Linked DNA regions of Homo sapiens: region 1 is linked to region 2. The links are chromatin loops, found by intact Hi-C in ENCODE. Cell type or tissue: CD4-positive, alpha-beta T cell. All regions are shown on one strand. Links, peaks and the distances in the headings refer to the core of each region. The heading gives the core; the rest is flanking DNA.

Region 1 (2,895 bases), core at 235-2,734, 51 kb after region 2:
ACAACAACAACAACAACAACCTCACTTCAGGCAAAAGTAGGAGGCTTCCTCAACACAGCCCGGGGTTCTTTCCTCCGCTCCTGCTGTCTCGCTTCCTCCTTGGCATGGGCGCTACACGGTGTCTCGGCGCCACTCCCCTAAGTTAGGAACAAGCGAATTCCGAGATGAACGGTGCAGTCCTGGCCTCGAGGGGCCCTACGGAGTGGGGCAGGTGGGCACATAAATAAAAAACATCATCACCTGAATGGCGTGAACCCGGGAGGCAGAGCTTGCAGTGAGCCGAGATCGCGCCACTGCACTCCAGCCTGGGCGACAGAGCGAGACTCCGTCTCAAAACAAACAAACAAACAAACAAACCATCATCACAATGACCGGGGGTGGGGGCTTCTCCAAGTGCTTGATGCTCTGCCAAGGAATTCACTGGCATTAACTCGGGGACCCCTGACCATAAGTGAGTTTTCTCATTTTACCAGTGAGGGAACCGAGTCTCAGTTAGTGCCCTGGGGAGCAGATTCCGTCTTGCCCTGGGGGTCTGGGCCTCAACTCCGGAGCCTTTTCCGGGAGAGAATCCTCTAGCCGCTGAGCTAGCGGCTAATCACCCCCCAAAAGCAACAGAGACAAAAGGCAAGGAAAGGGGTTGCACAGAGGGTGGAGGCAGGACAGGTCCCGGTGGCTGAGCCGCCTCCCCCCACCTCGTGCCTAACCACGCACAAGTGGATTTGGTCCTGGAAGCACACACCCCCTCCGGAGGTGCCATGGGCTCCATCTGAAGGTCAGAGAGGGGACAGTGGCCAAGGCCATCTGGAAAGTGCCGCGGCAAGGGTTCAAACCCTGTCGGCCTGATTGCAAAGGCCCTGTCGCCCAGCGTGGGACCCAGCAACCGGCGCTGTCCAGAGACCCCGGTCCTTGGCCCCTGCACAGGCTTGGCACGGAACACGTGCTGGATACGCAGTCAGCCTCCTTCCTTGTCCTCCTTCCGCCATCATGTGACCTTGGTCCCACCGTTCTCTGTTTCCAGGCCTCAGTTTCCCCATCTGCAGAGAGAGGGGGTTGTCCTAGGGGTGCCCTGGCTCCCCTGGAAGCCTCCAGTACCTTAGATTTCCACTGGGGAAGCCAGGAAGGGCAGGTAGGGCCCCCTGGGGCTGGAGCAAATTTGGGGTTCAGGGCTGTTTTCTGGGGTGAAAGCTTGGAGCCCGAGGAGAGCCCCGCGGACGGCCCCAAATTCCCCAAGCCAGCAGCCCCGCTTAACCTTCCCCCCTCTGCCACCCAGAGCCCCGCTGGACCAGACTCGGGCCCCCACCCCGGAATCGCCCGACACCCCTGACTCTGGCGGGGGGAGGCCCCCACCGGGCCGGCCGGAGCCCCCAGCGCCTTGAAAAGCCTCTGGCCTCCCCCTCCCCGCCAACGCCCGACCCGCGAGCTGCGCAGGGAACGAGGGGGAGCGCCGGCGAGCGCGCAGCGAGAGTGGGGGAGAAATGCAAATGCGTTTTATCCTCCTTTCTTTTAAATGCTGAAACCAGCCTTGACAGCCTCTGAAAATAAATGGCACCGACTCGCTGGGATTTCAAATTCCGTGATTAAGGGCTGAAGCAAATACTTTTTCCCTCCCTCCCCCGCCGCCCTCCCTCCGTGGGCTGATAGAGCGGCGGCGGGCCGGGGACAGCTTTTTGCGAGCCTGCCAGGAGCTCTGATACGCAGCCTCCCGCCCGGCTGCGCGGCGGCTCGGCTCCGGGCTGTTTATCACGAGCGCTCACGCCGGCAGCCGCGAAAGCAGCTTTAAATCCCCTGCCCGGCCTCGGCGCCCCCTCCTCCCGCCGGCACGCACGCCGCGGTCAGGCACGCGCGCGCGCGCACACACACACACACTCACACGCACAACATAAGGCACACGCATGCACGTGTGCACCTAACGCACACCGCACGATGCACACACGCACGCGTGCACACACCCTCAGAAAAACATGCATGTTATGGGAGCACGCATACGTGTGCACACTGGCACATATGCACACACGTGAACACCCGGCCCTGGTGAGCGTCTGCCTGTTCTCCAATGAAAGGAGGAAGCCAGGGAAGGCTGCAAAGTTGGGGGGATGAGAGGAAGGAGAGGAGGGGGCCAGGAAGAGAGAGGCTTTTCTGGGTTCACAGTTTGCAGGGGCTGCCTGAAGGCAGCCTAGCGTGGGGGGCGGCTCTGAGGCACCCGCCAGCTGTGTCCTCCCTCGTTCCTCCCCACAGGGCTCAGTGCACTCCTCACACCCACTACAGTGACTCCGAGCTGCCTCAGTCTCCCTCCTTCCTTTCCGGCTCAGTACTCTGCGGGGAGCGGGGGGCGGGGTCGGGGTGGAAACACAGCTCCGAGTTATTATGCCTTTTTAGGGCTTGGATTCCCCATCTGGGAGACCTCCAGGCAAGACGCCCCGCCCCTCCTTGAACCTCACCTGTGAGGAGCCCACTCAACCAGGGTCACGCAGCTAGAAAGAGGGACGGTCAGGATCCTCGCTCTGAGGGGTTTGGGGGGAAGGAGTAGGACCCAACAACCTTCCTCTGATTCTGAAAGAACCACCTCTGCTCAGACAACCCTCTGAGTGTCCCCTCTCTCCCCCATGCTGGGCTCCCTCTGCTGTCTAGCGGCAGCTGACAGATGGGTGATAACAGGTACACCCAAGTACCTGCTAGAGGTGGCTCCACTCCCCGGACAGTCAAGCTCAACTCATGGAGCTCCGACAGCGGGCGAGAGGTGAGGAAGCAAGGCCTCGCGGTGCCTGCTGGCCGCGTTACACAAACTGCCCAGCAAAGGGGAAGGTGGGCAACGTCTGGAGAGGCACGGATGGAGACCTTCAGACACACACGTCGAGGTTCAGCAGCGCTGGGGCAGGGGGGCGGGGGTGAGGGGAC
Region 2 (2,895 bases), core at 228-2,727:
TTGAGGGTGTGTACAGCCAGGAGGGGTGGAGGGGCTGAGAGGAGGCCGAGCCACCACTGACCAGGTGGAGGGGTAGGGGGTGAGCCTGGACCGGGGCAGGTGCTGGGTGGAGGTGGGGGAGTGAGAGCCAGAGCTCTCAACCAAGCCTCTGGGAGGCCGCAGGGCCTGGGATCGCAGACCCGAGCCTAATCCCTGCTCAGCCCAAGAGCTGTAGCCAGAAGGTTCTTAGTTTCCCCTCAGTAAACTGAGGTTCAGGACATTTCTGGGGCACTTGCTCTGTGTGACTGGGCAAGGGCTGGGCAGGCATTTCCAGCATGAACACGCTTTCCCAGGCCCACTGGTTGGAGGGCACCGAGGGGAGAAGGGGGACAGAGGAAAGGAGCCGGAAGCAGGATCCAGAATTTGAACCTAGGTGGTCTGACTCCAAGAGGGCCCTCTCTCTCACTTGACTTCAATAGTGACATTAGCCAACTTCAATAGTGACCCCAGGCGCGGTGGCTCACGCCTGTAATCCCAGCACTTTGGGAGGCCGAGACGGGTGGATCATGAGGTCAGGAGATGAGACCATTCTGGCTAACACGGTGAAACCCCGTCCCTACTAAAAATACAAATAATTAGCCGGGTGTGGCTGCGGGTGCCTGTAGTCCCAGCTACTCGGGAGGCTGAGGCAGGAGAATGGCGTGAACCCGGTAGGCGGAGCTTGCAGTGAGCCGAGATCGCGCCACTGCACTCCAGCCTGGGGAAAGAGCGAGACTCCGTCTCAAAAAGAAAAAAAAAAAAATTGACCCCAGTAGTGACAACAGTGACTCACCTGCCCCATGGGCTTCCAACTGCGATGGTTGTGCTCTCCTTTGACCCTGTATCCTGGGGGACTGCATACGGTAATTATATTGTTACTGCGCCTTTTTAGAGATGAGAAAACTGTGGTCAGTAGCAGAGTGGCCTGACCAGGGCTCCAACTCCCCCGTCCTACTGCAGATGATGTGGGGCAGTTTTCTTAGCACAGGCTGGAAAGCTCTCTTAGGTAACACGTGGATGACAGCGTGTGACCCGGCAGAAAAGAATTGTAATTCCGGGTGGCTGTACGACCTTGGACGGTCCTTTTGCCATCTCTGGGCCTCGATTTACCCAACTGTACAATTCGCCCCGTGAGTCTAGGAAGATTTGCTGAGCGTCTGCCAACTGGCAGATGAGGAACCGAAGTTCAGAGAGTTGAAAGCACTTGCCCCAGGTCAGGCGGCCGGCTTCGAAGCCGGATTCCGAAGGCGTGCCCTGCCCTCGGCCCCCAGCGGTGTCGTCCTGCCCCCAGGGGGCCGCGATGCGGGGCCGTTCCAGGCCCTGCCAGCCTGACGTCAAGCCCGGCCGGCGGGGCCTCGCTCTGCACAAACAGACGCCGCAGGCCAGCGTCGGGGCCGGGGGCGGCGATGACTCAGGGCCCCGAGACGGGCCGGGAAGCGGAAAGTTGTGTGCAGATGACATCAGCCGGCCGCGAGGGCGGGAGGGGGCCGGCTCCGGGAAACGGCGGCCTGGCGGGCGGCCCGGGGCAGGGCGTGGAGAGGCGGCCGCGGGGCGGGGGCGGGGACGCCGGGACGGGACGCTCGGGACCACGAAAAATGTCCCCACTCCCGCCCGCCCCGGACCCAGGCCCCGGAGCCCGGCCCCGCTTTTCGCCGGCGAGGAGCGGGCTTCACCCGCCTGCAAAGACTCCGCGCTCCCCCGCGCTCCGGAGGCAGCCGCATCCATCCTGCTGCGTCCCTGCATTTTAATTACCGCCGTATTAATATTCATGAGCCGGGACTCGAGGGGGACCGCGGGCTGTCATTTCCCTCGCCCGCCCTTCCCCCACCGCACCCCTCTTCCCGGGCTGAGTCGTGGGCTTTTTTCCTCCCGTTCTCAACCCCGCTCGCACCAACCGTTGGTGCGCAGCAGATTTGGGGGAGGGGGGTTGGTGTGAGTGTGAGCATGAGTGTGAGCGAGTGTGAGTGGGGAGGGGCCGAGTGTGAGTCTGTGCCTGTGTCTGTATGCCTGTGTGTACGTGCCTATGTGTGCCTGTGTGTCTGTCGGCAATCCCAGGGCCGTGTGTGCACATGTCTCTGATGTCTCTGTGGGGCTTGGAGAAGGGCCAAAGTCTGTCCAAGTTAGCAGGGCCTGACTGTACAAATGGGGAAACTAAGGCCTGGAGAAAGGCTGGGCCTTGTCCAAAGCCACCCCATAGGTCAGTAGCACAGGGAAGCCAGAGCCCAGGGTCTTGCGTTTGGCCGACTCTGCTCCCCGACTCTCCCGTGCTGTTGTTTGTAACAATGGCAGACAGGATGTGCTGAGCCGGCACCTCTCATATGGCCTTCCCAGCAAACCTGTGCAGCACGTGGTCCTATCCGTCCCCCGTGCACATAGGGAAACTGAGGCAACTGGTCCAGCCAGTGAGGGGTGGACTGGAGCCCAGAAGTGTCTGAATCCCAAGTCCCTGGGTTTAACGGCCCCACTGTGATGCCTCCTGGGGAATTGTGGAGTGTCCTCACTGGGGTGATCCGGGGGTACCTGGAAGTTCCTGGGTGCCCGGGCATCAGGGGGGTGTTTCCCCAGAAACACAGCCCACATTCTGTTTCCCTCCCAAGTCAGTCATCAGATGAGGCTGCCTTCCTGTGGCTCTCCCAGTCCCTCTCTGTCCTCTCCCCATCCCTGAAGCCTCCCAGGAGCTGCCCTGCACACCAGGCCTTCCTCCCTGGGCCTGAGGTCAGGCAATCACTCATTCATTCATCCAACAAATGCTTCAGTGCCAGTCACTGTGCTAGGCACTGGGGATTCTCTGCTCCCTACTCTGGTCATCTCTACCTGGCCTAGGAGCCTCCAGGCCCACAAGGGGGCTGTTCACCTCTGTGTGTGAATGCTCACTAG

The links. A loop is a pair of places that touch in the nucleus more often than their neighbours do. Peaks named below come from ENCODE experiments on the same cell type or tissue, not always from the same donor. Only the 100,000 strongest peaks of a DNase experiment are listed, where the experiment ranks them.
Region 1: it touches region 2 in a loop (2.3-fold over the local background); 4 of 110 quality-filtered maps call a loop at or near these places.

What each region holds. Positions count from the first base shown.
Region 1 is chr9:129,436,005-129,438,899 of GRCh38, reverse strand. LOC105376291 (a long non-coding RNA gene) reads right to left here and starts at 1,754. Exons shown (of 3, transcript NR_188645.1): 1 at 241-1,754; 2 at 21-137. RefSeq lists enhancers at 1,366-2,010, 2,011-2,655. In CD4-positive, alpha-beta T cell, for the core only: no CTCF peak of the experiment used is centred there; DNase peaks (open chromatin) are centred at 823 and 1,749; H3K4me3 peaks cover 1,975 bases; H3K27me3 peaks cover 1,264 bases.
Region 2 is chr9:129,487,216-129,490,110 of GRCh38, reverse strand. It overlaps LINC00963 (long intergenic non-protein coding RNA 963), which reads right to left and starts at 1,451. Exons shown (of 5, transcript NR_038955.1): 1 at 812-1,451. It overlaps LOC124900275 (extensin-like), which reads right to left and starts at 162. Exons shown (of 4, transcript XM_047424330.1): 1 at 1-162. RefSeq lists silencers at 1-241, 1,246-1,605 and enhancers at 1-293, 1,614-2,273. In CD4-positive, alpha-beta T cell, for the core only: no CTCF peak of the experiment used is centred there; DNase peaks (open chromatin) are centred at 410, 820, 1,410 and 1,950; H3K4me3 peaks cover 2,121 bases; H3K27ac peaks cover 2,340 bases.